2 separate regions of the Mus musculus genome follow, and region 2 is linked to region 1. Evidence: chromatin loops called from intact Hi-C (ENCODE). Cell type or tissue: gastrocnemius. All regions are shown on one strand. Each heading gives the region's core, and the rest is flanking DNA. Links, peaks and the distances in the headings are about the cores only.

What was found. Hi-C counts contacts between places; a loop is a spot of excess contacts. Peaks named below come from ENCODE experiments on the same cell type or tissue, not always from the same donor. Only the 100,000 strongest peaks of a DNase experiment are listed, where the experiment ranks them.
Region 2: it touches region 1 in a loop (2.4-fold over the local background); 6 of 42 quality-filtered maps call a loop at or near these places.

The regions. Positions count from the first base shown.
Region 1 is chr6:126,171,409-126,179,749 of GRCm38, reverse strand. No RefSeq gene overlaps it. Among named protein-coding and RNA genes, the nearest start is that of Ntf3, 11 kb to the right of the region's middle. In gastrocnemius, for the core only: no CTCF peak of the experiment used is centred there; no DNase peak of the experiment used is centred there.
Region 2 is chr6:126,400,742-126,409,082 of GRCm38, reverse strand. No RefSeq gene overlaps it. Among named protein-coding and RNA genes, the nearest start is that of Gm33276, 39 kb to the right of the region's middle. In gastrocnemius, for the core only: a CTCF peak has its summit at 3,127 (motif pointing right); DNase peaks (open chromatin) are centred at 3,151 and 5,272; H3K4me3 peaks cover 955 bases; H3K27ac peaks cover 2,174 bases.

The sequences.
Region 1 (8,341 bases), core at 30-8,029:
TTTTGGGATAGCCTTTGAAATGTAAATGAAGAAAATACCTAATAAAAAATTGGAAAAAAAATACTCAAATTGTTTAGAATTGATTATTTCCCTTTTATTCTAGATAATATTAATCTGTGTCTTACAGAGCTTTGCTAATGAGCTTTGCCAAGATGAAGTATATCTAGTATTAATTATATTATATTAGTCATTTTTGAAGATGTTTAACAAAATCATTTAAAAATTTTAACTTCTCTGTAATAACTTTGTTTTCTCTTATATTAATTTCAGTTTTATGCCATAATTTTATTACTTACTGCTTTTATTTAGTTGGTCCTTTGTCTTCTGACTTCTCAAGATAGTATTAGATTAAATTAAATTAAATTAATTTTAGCTCTAATTATTTCTTAATCATATTTGCCTTTATTTATTGCTTTGAGTCCCATACAACTGCTTACATTTTAAAAATATTTTTATTACATATTTTCCTCAATTACATTTCCAATGCTATCCCAAAAGCCCCCCATACCCCCCCCCCACTTCCCTACCCACCCATTCCCATTTTTTTGGCCCTGGCGTTCCCCTGTACTGGGGCATATACAGTTTGCGTGTCCAATGGGCCTCTCTTTCCAGTGATGGCCGACTAGGCCATCTTTTGATACATATATCTGCTTACATTTTAACAATTAGTTTAAATATTTAACTTATCTTGTGAGTCACACAAAAGTAAATGAATTAATATTCAATGTTTCTTCAGCATTTACTATAAAGTTGTCTCCCAAGAAAGTGTAACATATTATTTTAAACCATTGATACTTCTGACTCTTGTTTCGTGCTCCAACTTGTTATTGGTTTTAATTGCTTGCTACAGTATACTCAAAAGTAACTCTTGGATGCTGTGTTAGTCAGCTCCAGTGGCATGGCTAAAATCCCCCAACCCACCCCAAGCAAAACTACCCCTGCTTCTTAGATCCCAAGGAGCAACCAAAGCACTATTCCACTAAAGCTCACACCAGGGAACGGATGAGTTTGGAGGGCTTCCTTACAGAGACTAGATGAAGAGTCGCTTACAGGATGTGGATGCTTTACCCAGCAGGGATGAAGGATTCACCATAGCTGCATAGATGGAGTCCTGATTTGGGTCTTCCAGTCCTGTCTACTCTAGCTCCTCCCCCAGGCTGTGTGCAATTAAAGCAGAGTTGAAAGCAACTGGATGCTCAAGTGAAGATTCCCTGACCCTCTCTGATCCTCTGAGAGGAGGAGCACGCTATGAACAAGCTCATCTGGAATACTCTTTATCAAGGGGCACACAGTTGACTGCCCCAAGATGGCAGTCATGTAGCTCAGAGGACAGTCAGGCATGATTAGTGGCCATAATAACACACCATAAACTAGGTTACTTATAGCAGGAGTATATTTTTCCACATTTCCAGAGTTTAGAATTCCATGGTTAGATCCTAGCAAGGGTTCATCTCCTGGTTGCAAGTGGATGCCTTCCCCTTGTACAGTCATGTGGCATTGAGAGAGAAAGTGCTTCTTCCTGGGAACATCATCTAACCCTTCAAATGACTCCAGATGCTACACTGATGTTTGGGACTCCCTCATAGGAAGCTGAGCTAGAGCTGGCTCACTTCCGTTCCACACACAGCAGTTGCAGTAAGTAAAATGTGTTGCCAGTAAGCCGATTTGATTTGCCACATTGTGCAAATCTTTCATAACTTTATTGTGATTTTTTTTTGTTCATTTGATCTATGAATTTGGGGGAAATGCATATTAAAGTTTTATATACTATGATGGGTTTTGGTTGTTGTTTTGCTGGTTTGAAGTTATTTGGTTTTGTTGGTTCCTCTTTCTTCTTCCTGTCTGTGTTTTGTTCTCTGTGTTATATTCCCTGTCAATAAACATACAGTACGGGGTATATGAGTGTTTGGATTTTACGTCAATTAAACATTGTTCTACATTCTCCTTCCTTATTTCTAGTCTTGCTTGCCTATTGTGTCTGGTGTCTGTATAGGGCTATAGGGCCATCATCTTTCTTTGGATTGATGTCTTGATACTCTACAGTTTTTTATGCAGTTGCTGTATAGCACACTTTTGGTCAGTTATCTAGGTTCATTTATTTCATTGTATTCATATACATATTAACAAATGCATCAATAACTAATGAATGTGTTTGGATTGCCTCATCTGTCGTAGGCTCCCCTTCCTCTCTTTTATGGATTTCTTTGAACTTAATCCCCTGGGTTAGCGTATTAAACATTCCTCCTATTCGTGAACCTGTGGTTGTCATAGAGATAGCATTTAAACTCAATTTTTTAGGGCCCCTAATGGAGGAGCTAGAGAAGGTACCCAAGGAGCTAAAGAGGTCTGCAACCCTATAGGTAGAACAACAATATGAACTAACCACTACCCCCTGGAGCTCGTATCTCTAGCTGCATATGTAGCAGATGATGGCCTAGTCAGCCATCATTGGAAAGAGAGGCACCTTGGTCTTGCAAACTTTATATGCCTCAATACAGGTGAACGCCAGGGCCAAGAAGTGGGAATGGGTGGGTAGGGGAGGGGAGGGGGGGCTTTTGGGATAGCATTGGAAATGTAAATGAAGAAAATACCTAATAAATAAATAAATAAATAAATAAATAATTGGAACTGGGCGTGGTGGGTCACACCTTTAATCCCAGCACTTGGGAGGCAGAGGCAGGCAGATTTCTGAGTTCGAGGCCAGCCTGGTCTACAAAGTGAGTTCCAGAACAGCCAGGGCTATACAGAGAAACCCTGTCTCGAAAAAAAGAAAAAATAATAATTAATTGATCTTATTCTCTTTATACGAAGTAATTTTGGAAGCTAGGGTGTAGCTCAGTGGTAGAACTCTTACCTACCAAGGCCCTGGTTTCCATATCCAACAGTTGGCGAATAAATAACTTTGAAGAAACATTTTTTATAAATTACCCACAAAGCCCCAAAATAGGTTTATTAGAAACCTATTTATTATTTGAATATGATTATTTTCTCTTATTTAAAAGCAAATAAATATAATGCCAGATTTATATCACTTAGAAAAATGAATCCTTGATGGTTAAAGGTTTTATAGGTTTAGTTTGTAGATGTCTTGGATTGGATAATCATATCTTATGCTTATGTTGCTTGAAAATTATATATTTATTAAAATATTAATTTTAGAAAATGTTTATTTTATCTTATTTTGTTTGTATAAGGGTTTTGTCTTCAGTGTTTATGTGTACAGAGGCCACAAGAGTTCTCAGACATCCTCTGAAGCTTCAGTTCCGGTGGGCTTCCACATGGTGGGTGCTGTGAACCAGTCCTGGGAGCTCTGCAAGAGCAGCAAGTATCCCTAACCACTAAGCTTCTCTTCAGTGCCCTAAACTCCAATGTTTAGAGTCCAACGTGTCCAAGCATTTTATCCCTTCCCACAGAATGCATGAATGTCTCAGTCCTTCGCCCACTCACAGCTCGCTTGTCTTTTGTCTGCTTACAGCGATTTAAGTCTACAAGGCACAGCTCCATTGCTAATACACAGCCACATTCCCCTCATACTTAAGTCTTACATTGCTGTGTCACTTCGCTCCCGTCTCCATCTTTTCCATGAAATCATTTCCACCATGCCAGAGCAACTGCCATTAACATTCCATGACTGCACATTCTTCAACAAGGTACTCCTCAGATTTCAATAGTCCAAGGGAAACTTTATTTCAGCCATTTTGAAGAATATTTTTGTTCCTAGATAAAAGATTTGAGATTGCCATCTATTTTCTACTCTTATTTATGTGCCTTTGTTGCCTCGCCACCCCATCTTCTGACTGCAACAGAATAAAAGGTATGCTTTTATGACTTTTCTTTGATGACTTTTTCTTTCTATTTTTGTTTTCAATGGATTTGCTACAATTTGCCAGGGGGAAAGGTGCTTTTCTTTTTATTTATACACACTCAGTTTTGCTTAATTTCTTGGGTATGTCAATCGGTGTCTTCCATTCGCTTTCTAACACTGTGATGTGATCTCTTCTGATTCATATCTCCTTACCTGTAGGACGCCACTTATATGTGTGTTATGACTTTTTTCTTTAGGTCCTTGATGATTTAGACCCATTTCTTAATAATTCACAACTGAAGGATATAGAGTGCATAGATAGAATTGTACAAATCATTTAAAGCACACTGTTCTTTTTTTAAAACAATAAAAAAATTTCCTTTGTCTTTATGATGCAATCAGACTGAAGAAAATTCATCTTTGGATTGAGATGTTTAATACCTGAATTTCTCTCCTTTTAAAGGTGTTTCTGCTTTGTTTCCTTCCTGGCACTAAGCGGGCTTGCAATAGTCACTACTAAGAGGCACTGTTCCTTGGTGAATCTTAACTCCAATGTCCATCTCTGGAGCCTGCAAAGACTGTTGAAGCTCATATCAGTCATGTCTTCCCAGCCACCACTTACAAACCTGCCTGTGCCTCAGGGGGAAGTGCATCAAGGCTGAGCCTCTTTCTTCCTGCACTGTCCCCTTCCAGAGATCCTGTCCCTCACACCCACAATGCTCTGGCTGCTGTCCAGTTATTTCAAAATGCGCTCATTTTCATTCTGTTCTTCATTATGGGAATTTCAGATGTAAGGGAGAGGTAATATTATACTGAATGGTTATATCCGCAGACTAGATCCCACCATCTGAATTTACAATACTTGGCTTCTTTCGTGTCTCTCTATCTACTTATCCCTCTGTTCACCAATCCATCTTCATTCTTTGATGAATTTCAGAATAAATAAAGGACATCAGGACTTCTTTCTTAAAATACTTCTGCTTGCATTTAATTAAGTTGAATTCGATATTGTTTAATGGATATTTATCATTAGATACGTGTACATAAAATAAATGGCATATACCTTAGATGAACATTGAATGTTTTGACAAATGTGTACCCTGTAATCTAAGCTATTATTATTCCAGGAAATTCCTTAGTATCTCTTTCCAGTCAATTCTCACTCCTCCCACTGCAGAGGTAAGTGTATAGCAGATTCTTCCTGCTGGCTGCTCTAGAACTTTCTAAGAGCTGAATCAGAGGGCTGGAGAGATGGTTCAGAGGTTACGAGCATATCCTGTTTTCACAAGACTCAAGTTCAATTCCCAGTACTCACACCAGGCACCTCACATCCCCCTGTAAACTCTAGAGTTAGAAGATCTCACACCCTCTTCTGGTCTCCATGGATACCCGCACTTTCACACACATACACCCACACACAGGCGTACATACATGCACATCATTTTTTAAAACCTAGTTTTTAAAAAGTGTCGAATCAGATAAAATATTTTCTCCAAAGCATCTTTGACTGAGCATAACATCTTTGAAATCCACTCTTGCTATTCTGTGTATTTATAGTTTTCCCTCATTATTGCTGAGAATGGTTTCTCTACCTCAACAGCTTGCTGGCATTTCCTCCTCTTATGGATTTATAGCTTAATTTTATATTCTTTCTTTGACTTGATTGGGACATGATCTGTGCCCAGCACACAGCTTGTTGTGATAAACAGACCACACATCCTTGAACAGAATGCATATCTTGAACAAATCAGTGTGGTGTTCCACAGATGGCAATGGGGTCAGAGTTGCATAGAGGACCATCTTTCTCTTTACTGACATTTTTAAAATGTTCTCATTTCCTAAAGAGGACTGTTGATATCTCAGGTATGACTGAGAATTTTCCTTTTCTTCATCATCTGTAACTTGTTCCCACTTCATGACCCAACTATGGCTTGCTCTTAAACTAGAAACCTAAAACCCTTAACCACAAAACAAAGATGAAAGATAATTTCACCCTGTACCCAGCTTCTTTTGTACAGTCCAGTTACCGTCACCCTCAAGTCCTGGGACATAGTTTTTAAATGTTGGAAATTTGGTCTTCCAGAGTTTCCTCAGCCAAGCCATAAATGGAGCCTTCAAATGACTTTTAAAGTATTTTCCCAGCTTTTAAAGATATTCTTGAAGGAAAGCTCTACATATTACAAATTAGCCTACGTAGCCAGAAGTCAAGTTTCCCAATAAAAGTACTTTAGGGAAGTTTTATATCTCTAGAAATAGATTTGATGGATTAATACAATGTAAATATCACTATTAAATTTAAAAGTGTTTATCCAGGCACAGCCCAAAATAATTTTACATTATATCAGTGACAGACTTGGAGAAGGTACCCACATGTATTCAAGGCACCAGATCTCTAGCATGTGATTCTCACACTAAGAAGGGATCTTGACTGATCAGCTACCCAACCAACCTTGAACCCCTTACACAGTCTTACTTCAAGGCAGTTTTATGCCCAAGATCACCTCAGAGTCACAGAGAACAACTCAATAGCTATGGAGGCAGTGAGTGGTTCTGTTTAGGGGAATTCTGTGTTTCTGAGACATCACCTTGGACTTCACTTGATGTCAGCTCCCTAAAGCTCCCAGCTATCCACACTAGCCCTCTCCTGGAGATCTTGTAGATCTGCCAGCTTTTGTTAGCAATTGAAATTAAATTTCTTACCAAATATTGCTTTATTAAATTGAACCATTTGGTCACTTTTTAATGTACAGAGAAGAAGAGGAGGAAGCAAAAGAGGAAATGGTGAACAGTTTTTAGATGGGAGCCTTGTAAGGTCATCTATAACAACCATCAACAATTAGACAGAGATTATCTAAGGGGAGAGAGTCCCACTTTTCCAGTTGTCATTACCCATGGCCAACAAGAATCTGAACATCTTAGATGGAAAATTCCAGAAATATAAAGCTCGTGAATTTAAAATGGCTTTCACAACAGTACGCTGCTGTAATTGTTCTGTTTTGTTATTGGTTGTTAGTCTTACTGTATTGTATTTACATGTTAAATCTTGTCTTAGTCATATGCATAGAAAACAACACACACACTTTGAGGCTTCAGGCATCCATTAAAATCTCTAAGAATGAGGAAAGATCACTGTAAAGTGCTATCTTCAGAAAGAGCCAACCTCATGTCACCATCACTAAGACAAAACTATTGCTTTAACCTCCTTTCGATTAAAACCCTTCCAGTTCTCACTTTAACTTTGCCTTCTACATGCTTTCTTTCAAGTTTGGCCAGTCATCAAAAGGGAAAAATGTAAAGGAAATGAAATATTAAAATAGATTGAAATAAGTAAAGAGAGGCAAAAAGAAATGATAGGAAATCGAGAGTGGTGGACAGAAGGTACCCTGGAGGAAATAATCACATGTCTCTTGGGGTTGAACAGGCAGAAAAACGAGCATGCTGGGAATCAGGAGTGTGGGTACCACACACTCACTGATGAGTCTGATTTTCTGTGTGTTCTCAGGCAAGTCCCTTCACTTCCCTGTATCACAATGACTCCTTCTGTGAAGTGAAGGACTTGACTAGGAAACTCTCAGACACCTTCCAGCTCCAAAAGAATGCAAGCCATTCATGTGCTGGTTCCACATGGCAGCCAGTCTCTGTTTTCCAACTTGAGATAAGGGGTGTGGACCAGTGTGTCATCTTGTGATCCCTTGCCAGGTCTGATTCCATTGTCATTAACCACAGACTCCCTGCTAACTCTGGGCAAAACTCACTGCTTTTGATTTATTAACAGCTATGTGTAGAAGGCTGTACATTTCCAATCTGCTGCTCGCCTCTCTGGTTTGCTTTCTTTTAAAGGTGTCTCTGGGTTCAGATGGGTGGTTGAACATGGGTGAAGAGACGACTATTGTAATTTGAAAAGTAATTCTCTCCATGTCAAAGGCTGTGATTTCTAGGTTTTGGGACTTGTTTTTGCAAGCTACCTATGGGAGACCTCTTAAGGCGTGGGGAGAACCAAGAGGAGCCTCTCATCCGTTATTGGAGGCAGAGAAGAGGATTCGATAAAGAGACAGCATGCAAATCGTGTGCTTTGTGGTTATTATCTGAAAGCAGCTCCAGATTTTGAAGCTTGCCCACAGGCAGGCTTCAAAGGTGACATCCAAGTCTGTTTCTGTGCTAAATGGACAGACATTTGTATGAGTGACCAGTTGCTACTGGGTGGAATTCAAATAAAACACACGTAGGTAGCTAACCATCCACTATCTACAGGTTCAGGTTCAGATCCCATAATTTCTGGGTAGGCATTCACCTATGAGTTATTACAATCTCGGGGCTCGACCACTTTCTCCCTCCATGTCTTGATTCTGCAAATGCAAGGAGTTTTGATTTAAACGTCTTTTCAACCATTGGAGCAAAGCCAATGGTCTAACCCCTTAGATAAATTTCTTAGAACCCTGGCACCAAAGGCTTTGTCTAGCAGGTCTGTGATAGCTCTCTTACCTAAGCTGTCATGAACAGTTGCCTTCACAGAGAAATCTCCTTGGAGGATGGATC
Region 2 (8,341 bases), core at 85-8,084, 230 kb before region 1:
GTAACAGGTCCCTTGGGTAGCAGTAAACAAGGCCATGGAGACTCAAAAGGCAGCAGTCGGGTAAGCAGAATGCACAGCATAAACTTAAGGAGAAGGGGACAGACATTTACAAAAGACAGTGAAGCACCTTGACCTCTCAAGGAGACCTGGTGAGGATTCCCTGGGTGAGGAGCCACTTCTCCATACCCTGCTTTGGAATTGCAGAAGGTAGGTGCCATCTAGGTGATGGGGGAGGGCAAAAGACAGCTGAGCATAAGTCTTTTCAATGCCTAGTTTTAAGGTGAAGCTGGACTCTCCAAGGTTATTCTCTCAGGATAAGTGGCCTTCATTGAAGGGGAATCTGTTTTCCTTGGTTGAAGGTCTGCCTCAGCCACTGTATCCCTTCATTGACTAGAGCTTTAATTCCAACCTGCCTCCCAGAAGCAAGGAGGACTGGACTGGGCCACAGAAGGCCTCATTTTATCAGGTGATTTATAGTATCAAAGACACATACTGAGAAGAGATTTTAACTTGGAAACACTTAAACTATATTTTTCCCCAAGTTTTTTTAAAATTCTCTTCTCTCCTCCCTTGGCTTGAGACTGCAATAAAAGGCACGATTACCTGCAGTAAATACCATACTGGCTTTGTGCTCAGTGAGAGGGAGCCAGGAGAAGACGCATTAGGAGCCAAAATTGAGAAAGAGCATCTGAGAGAAGAGATGGCCACTATCTTGCCTTCCCCCTGTGGTATGATCTTTCTCATTTTTCACCTGGCATGCTCTCATTGGGTGGCCCAACCCCATCTCTTCTTTCTCGGCTCCCTTGTCTCTCTGCTCATCCTTTATTAGAAAAGAAAAGGATGCCCACTTAGGGTGCTGAGTACCACATCATGAGATTCTAATCTCGAGCATCCCAAGGCTGGGTATCTGTTTCATTCTCTAGAAACCCTGACAATGACACAATCCCTGTGCCCTGTGTAGTGTGGCATCTACTTAAGAGCAGGCTGGCTTCTCACTACCCCAGAGCTTTAACGATGATCAGGGGTGGGGGTTAAGGACTTCTCGGAGATGCAGTGCTATTTGATAGTTAATTATTTGGCACCCAGTCTCCCCACTCTGTGTCTTACAACTATAAAAGGTAACTGTCATGCTCTCCATTTTATTGATGATTTTGGTTAAAAAAAAGTTCATAAAATATATTCTATACTAAAACTAGAAAGTTTAACATGAAGTCCCACAGCTTATGATCTGAAACTTATTCTAGCTGTATAACAGTTCATTGAGCTTCATAACTTATGAGTCTGGTTAACTTTTGTGTGTAACTTTTAAAATAATAAACTTTGTAGAATGAAAACACACTGACAATGAGGAGACTGAAACTCATAGGAGTTTGTGAACTTGCATGCAACTCCCAACATCCGAGCGACAGTGCCAGGACCTCATTCAGGAGCCTTGGTTCTTGTTATGTCTGGGAGAATGGGTAGACCACAGTCTGGCGTCCACAGTGATCATCCAGTGATTCTTGACTCCCTAGGAAACTGCTGGACCCATAGCTGGGCTCCATTCTATTCCAGGAGTCAGTGGCACCAGTTTCTGTCTTCAACCAAGACCAAAGTTTCACTAAGACTCTGAATCCTCAATCCAGTGGAAAGTAGAACACAAGGAGTTTCTGAGAAGAACCCATGAAAGGGTGGAGAGGCGCTAAAAGCAGTAGCTGGGAACCCAGGAACAGAAGACAGGCATTAGTTGAGTAAGGGGCACAGATATGGGTATGGGACCTGTGCATATGTCATGGGCCTTAGTGACAGAGAACCGGGTTAAGGATGCTTCAGCCATCAGGAGGCAGGCCAGTCCTGCAAAAAGCCTATTTATGACAGAGTGGGTGGGATGCAGCTCCCTTCCTGGGATGTCTGTGAAGTATAAACAGAGCAGTTCTGGGAATCTAGCTGGAGGCAATGGAGAGAGAAATGTTCTCTTTCCAGACCCAAGAACAGATTGGAACAGAGGGCGGGATGGGCAAAGTTGGAAGTTATCCTTTGCACAGAATGAAGTTGCTCTGCATTCTTCTAATGGCAGCAGGTGCCCAGACGTGGCAGTAATAACTGGACAGGAATGTTTGTGTAAACAAAAGAAATATAAATAGACAGGAAAGAGTAAACCAAATATAACACCCCACCACTAAGTTCAAAGTCACTGTGAGATTGACAGACACTATTTTCAGAGGGGCGTGGAAGAGCAGGCAAGCACTATTTATAGACAAGGGATTGTATGTAAACTCTGACAGGCCATGACTGCTTTCTGCAGTGTGGTTCATGGTCCAGCTCCCGCTCGGATGGCCCATTGTTTTCTCATCCTCACAGGGAAGACAGCCAGAAAGAAGAAAGACCAAGGATGCTTGTCTTTTCCCATGCGCATGCCTGTACGTATACACTCTCCACACCAGCTCCTTTCTTCTCCATGGTCGCTGTATAACATGGCATTCTCCAAGGCTGACTTGACATGCCTTTCTAGATCCTAACACAGGTCCAGCTGGTGCTCCCTGCTCCTCCTCCTTAAGCACACATGGCACATCCCATAATTTCTTCTGCTGCTTTTCTGTTTCTGTAAGGGCTACCACCAGCCACGTGAGGATAAGGCTGCAGCTTATGTCTTCAAGCTAAGTAAGCACACAGTAGGAGAGCAGGGGAGGTTTGAATGGACAATGCCCCCCATCTGCTCATACACTCTGGTCATATGCTTTGGTCACAGTAACGTGAAAGACAACTGCAGTTTGCTTACTTTCTCACTGACCCAGAGGAAACCTGAGCTTGAATTGCACAGAGACGTTTTCTGTTTGACAACTAGGGTACCATGCTTGACTTCTTGCTCACAGGCTGACGGGTGGCTCTACTACTTACATTTGTTTGTACTTTCGAATTTTCTGACATCTTATAATAAAAGTGTCTATACTTATAATTTATACATTTTATCTACATTTCTTCTGCTTCCAAGTGACTCCTTGTTAAGAACAGCCCTAGCCATTTCCAGAATATGGACATTACATTTTTCTCCATCATGATATTTGCATCCATATTAACTTAGGAAGTCCCTGCTCTTTTGAGTCTTTTTGAGTCGTTTTCCTCCCCAGCTCCCCTTTGGATGTCTCCTAGCCAGAAGGGGGCAGCAGCCCCTTAGTATTTCCTTCCATTGGTTGGGAAATCCTTTGCAATACTCTGGAAAGAGATTGGAATAGTTATCTGGGATTTGCTGGGGAAGGAGAATGGGGGTCACATGACCAGCGTGCTAGAGAAGAATGTCTTCGGTGTGTCATTTGCTCACAGGTGCCTGACAATCTGGTCTCATTGGATGACATTAGAGAACTCAGGTCTTTGATATTTGAAGACCCACGCAAAGTTCTGGGGCCCTGAAAGCTGAGAGGTGCTAGATAGGATGCAAAGTGCATAAACAAAGGGCTGTCTGGGTAGGACATTGTTGCAATGCACCCCCTATTTTGTTGAGAACGGAATCTGAAAAAGATCCCTAGGGGAAAGGTGACATGCTGCTCAGTCAGGTTTTTTAGAGCTAGGATTGCCATTGAAGTTTGCCATCTGGGTCCATCAAGAGCTTCTCTGACCTCTCAGGGAATGGTGGTGGCAGATGAGGTATTAGAATTTAATTTCTATCCAAGACAAATCCCACAAGTCAAATTAGCGATCTGGTAGGTGCTGAGTCCATTGACTTCATTCCATCGAACAGCCATAGGAAAAGTGTGGGTGCTTCATGCAGGGACAGAAGCTGCCTGGTGTTCCAGGTCACATAGGAAGTGGGCAGAGAACAGAACTGGCTAGAGATCCCCAGGGTGTGGAGTGGGAGATAGAGTCCTATGAAATCCACCCCCTCCCCCACGTACACTTCCTTCTCTAATTCTACCTGGTTCAAATCTTTAATATGTAGGGTGACATTTTCCCCAAAAAACTATTAATAGAAATCAAAGCAGCAGGGAGATAGATGTATTTTTTCAAGGACAAACTCTGTTGTTCTTTTCCAAAGAAACAGAAGCTGAGAGACGTAAGGAGAAGGAAAGATGCACCCATATAAGTTGGCTGTGCTTTGGAGGTTGGTGTGGTCAGAATGGGTGGGTCACATTGTCCCATGTGACTGAACTGCCCTGTGGGTGACCCAAGTGAATTCCGTCACTTCAGCTCTGCTCTTGAAGAGGAAATGGAGACCAATTCAAGGAAATGCTGGAAATGGCCCTGGTCTAGTTCAGCCTGGGGTCAGCCTTGAAGCCTACTCTCCTTGAGTGGCACATTTTCAGTGCATGTTGGACAAGTAGGCAAAGCTGTTCATTTTGCTTTCTTCCTCTTCTGGGCCCCTTCAGGCTGGCGGCCTCTCTACGTGCTTGGGAAATCGAGCATTCTAAGGCCAGTCTGTGCTCCCAGATCTCCTCTTGATAAGCGTTTACCTCCTAGTGCTCTTCCGATCAGTCTTTGCTCTGCATTTCCTGGTCTTTGCGGTTTGTCAGCTTCTTCCCATTGCTTGAGCTTAGTTGGCGTGTGTTAGGGTGAATTATGAGAGCTAAAAGCTCCCAAACCTCTGGCATGCTGGAACAGTTCCCTGAATGTGGCTCTATTGCAAACTGCTGTCATCATAGTTTTTATCAAAAACATCTCTTGCCCCCAGGACACGACTGTTTTCAAAGCATTTCTGTCCAAAGTTGCTTGTGCAGATACTCAGGAGATTATTTCTTCCATCTCTGTCTAGTTCTCGGCGAAGGATTTTTTTAGCAGTGTTTTGGTGTGTACAAATCTCACTCTCTAGTGTGATTATGAAAACCGAAACCAAAGCTTTCACACTCTAAATTCTAGTCCCAGACCAATAAGCTGTGCAACCTCGATAAGCCACCGAATTTCACTCACTTCTAGTTGTACTTCTGGGACTTGAAAGGGGATGGATGTTTTTCTGCTGCTAGGAAGCTGAGAAATGATTTTACATAATCGTACGGACTGGATTGGTTGGAAGGCAGAGAAACAAGTGCTGGTCGGGTAGGCTGCCCATTGCCATATTGGCTGTGGATCTCTTTGCCTTTGCTTTAAATCTTCACCCACTAAAGGAATGAAGTACTGAAAAGCATTTGGAGTCTGCTAAGCTGGGGAATGAGATAACAGGGCAGGGCATACCACGGCTGGCCCTTAAGAGAGCAGCTGCTCTACAGAATATGCCGTGGGCCTTACCTGGCAACAGGGCCCCTGGCTGAGCCCCATGCCCAGCAAGGAGTCTGTAAATACCAGGGAAGTGAGTGGACAAGTGACTGTCTCCAGTTTGGGTCAGTGCCACTGAGAGGGCATCCAGGGTGCACAGGAGGAAGGGACCTGGGCAAGACGGAGACTGCTGTTGATGGGTGGTAGTCTGATAGACAATTTGACATGCCCCGTGCTTGAATCCTGCAGAAAAGCTTCCACTGTGGAATGCCTGCTCTGTTGGTAGGAGGGAAACACAGATCTAAGGAGGCAGCCAAAGGCCTGAAATGGGTGTAGCTTTCACGGGGTTATTTTAAAAGAGAATCCAACTCTTCTTTCAGAGGGAGCTGATTAACTGGAATTCTTCCTCCGCCACCTCTCCTGGATGCGCTTTGATTATGCTTTATGTCTTCCTCTCCCTTGAAATAGTGGCGTCTGTTTTGTTTTGCAGTTCAAGTGGAGCCAAATGGACATTGCTGGTTGTTGCAGATCTATGGATTTAGCACACTGAACATCAGCTCACTGTGACCAGAGTACAGCTCAGTTCTGTGACTCCACAACTCCCAAGCCACCCTACATAGCCAGTCTCTCTCCGGATCACCAGCCTCGAACACAATCAGTTTTCTAGCATCATGGTTTTATGACTCGGAACCTATGGTGTGAAGGAAGTTCAGTTTCTGTAGCTCAGCATACAAGTCTCTTGAGAGTTATCCAAGTTGTGCTTGTTGACTATTGTTATCTGTTATCATCGTTCCTTATCTTATCATTATTACCTTATTATTAGAGATGAGAAGCACTAGTCACATGATTTATCCACTGGCTTGATGAAGGCTTCCTGGGTAGCTTCCACTGTGACTGGAGCCATTGCATCTATGAAAACAAATTTTGTTTTCTCTCAGTTGAACGCTGAGGATTGAGACTTCAGAGTCATCCGATCAATACATACCGAATTCTGCAAAGAAGCTGCTAAGCTGGTCACCAGAGGAGCTGTGATATTTTGTGTTTCTGCTGGGAGGGGAGGGCATGTCTCACATCCTTATCAGGACATGACATTGTCAGTCCAGAAAATACTGAAGCCAGGTGTGGTGGTGCACACCTCTAATCCCAGCAGTCATGGGACAGAGGATCTCTGTGAGTTTGAGGCCAGACTGATCTACACAGTAAGTTCCAGAACAGCCAGGGCTGCATAGGGAGACCCTGTCTCAAACCAACCAACCAACCAACCAAACAAACAAACAAACAAACAAACAAACAAACAAACAATCAGAGAGTACTGAGCCACTACATCAGGGAGTGGTGACAGTTTATTGTGTTTAATATGAATTTCCTTTAATTAATAATGATGGTGGATGTCTCATCATATGTCTGCTTACTGGTCCACTTTGGGGAATCTGCCCCACTTCTAAGCTGATAGTTTCTCATTACTGAGTGTTGAGTGCTCTCGACAGAAGCCCTTGATTAGATTTTTTGCAAGTGGTTCCTTTTAATTTGTCTTATTTCTTTTTCAAGGTGTGGAAGTACACAGTGCTAAAGGTCAAATTCCCAATATTTGATTTTAGGGGGTCATGCTTTCAGTAGTTATCTGAGAGATCTATGCCTCTCCCCAGATCAAAACAATTTCTCTTATGCTTTCTTTTAGAATTTTTGTCATTATAAATGTTGACCTTAAAGCTCTGTGCAGCGCTTTGAGTTCACTGAGTTGTACTGAGTATGAGGTCTGGACCAGAGTTCCTCTCTTTGGGTATACAAATGCTATTGTCTCAGTATTGTTTGCTAAAAATACCATTCGCTTACAGTTGAATTGCATTGGTGCCTTGGCTAAAAATCCATGGACCATATTTGTGTAGGAGTGTTCCTAAACTTCCATTCCGTTTCATTGATCTATTTCTGTATGTTCCCATAAATATCTGTGTTGGTTACTATAGCTCTATAATAAGTCTGAGGTAAGAGGGGTGAATTCTCCCACTCAGTTCTTCTTGCACACATAGTTTTGTCTATTCTTATGGTATTATCTTTTCATATGAATTTCAGAATTAGCTTCTCAGTTTTTTAAAACATCTCCTGGCGTGTTGACCAGGGTTGACAGCTTTACTTGGTGGCCACGCCTCTTCACTTACTAAAGCCTTTGCTTTCTTCCCATCACCATTTTGGAACATGCACATTCCATACATGTGTGCTGGGCTCAGAGGTCATACATACGGTTAAAGCTATTGTAGATAAACACTTTTTTTTTAGATTTGTTTTCATTTTTTGGTGTTGTGGATCTAGAAGTGTAGTTGCTTTCTATGCTTTGAGATCATATCCCGACACTTTGAGAGTTCACTCAGCAGTTCAAAGAAGTTTTGTGTGGGTGTCTTATGATGAATCATTAGAATATAGCCAAACTGGAGTTATTGTCTTTCTTTTAACTTGAATAGCCTTTGTTACCCTAACTTGCATTACTGAACTAAGACTTCCAGTACATGTTAAGTAGGACTGATCAGACCAGACATTCTCTTCATATCTGATAAGAGAGAGGAAGTGTTCTGTCTTTCACCATTAGGTGTAATATGATTCACAGGGCTTGTATGGATGCCTTTATCAGCAGGGTGATTTCCTTTTCATTCTCAGTGCGCTGAGAGTTTATATCACCAATGGCTATTTAACTTTGTCAAGTGCTTCTTGGCATTAGTAGACAGCGTGCCTTGTGGGTTTTCCCCTTTCATTTTAACGTGAAGGATTTTACTGACAGCTCTGGAATATTGCATTCTTGGAATAAGCCCCACTTTGTCAGGTTAATTTTTCATTTCATGCTTGTGTTCTTTTTAAACTGCCTTTTTGGCTGCTCTATTCTCCATGACCTACCTAGAACACTGGCTCAAACCCGTCCCTTATCTTCATGGGTCTCAGTTTCTTCGGTTAGGCACACAGTCCGCTGAGCTTGATAGCAGAGTGTGGAGGCAGTGTGCAGTCTACAAGGCCAAACTTCTTGCCATGTACCAGCAGAATATTTGAAATGAGGAATCAGAAGGTATTGACTTACAATTCCCTTTCACTCCTGGTAGATTTTTTTTCCTCCCCGAATTTCCCAAGAGTAAAACTGTGTACAATTCTAGGTTCTAAATGAATAAGCTATATTCACTATATTGTTCACTCAACAGGT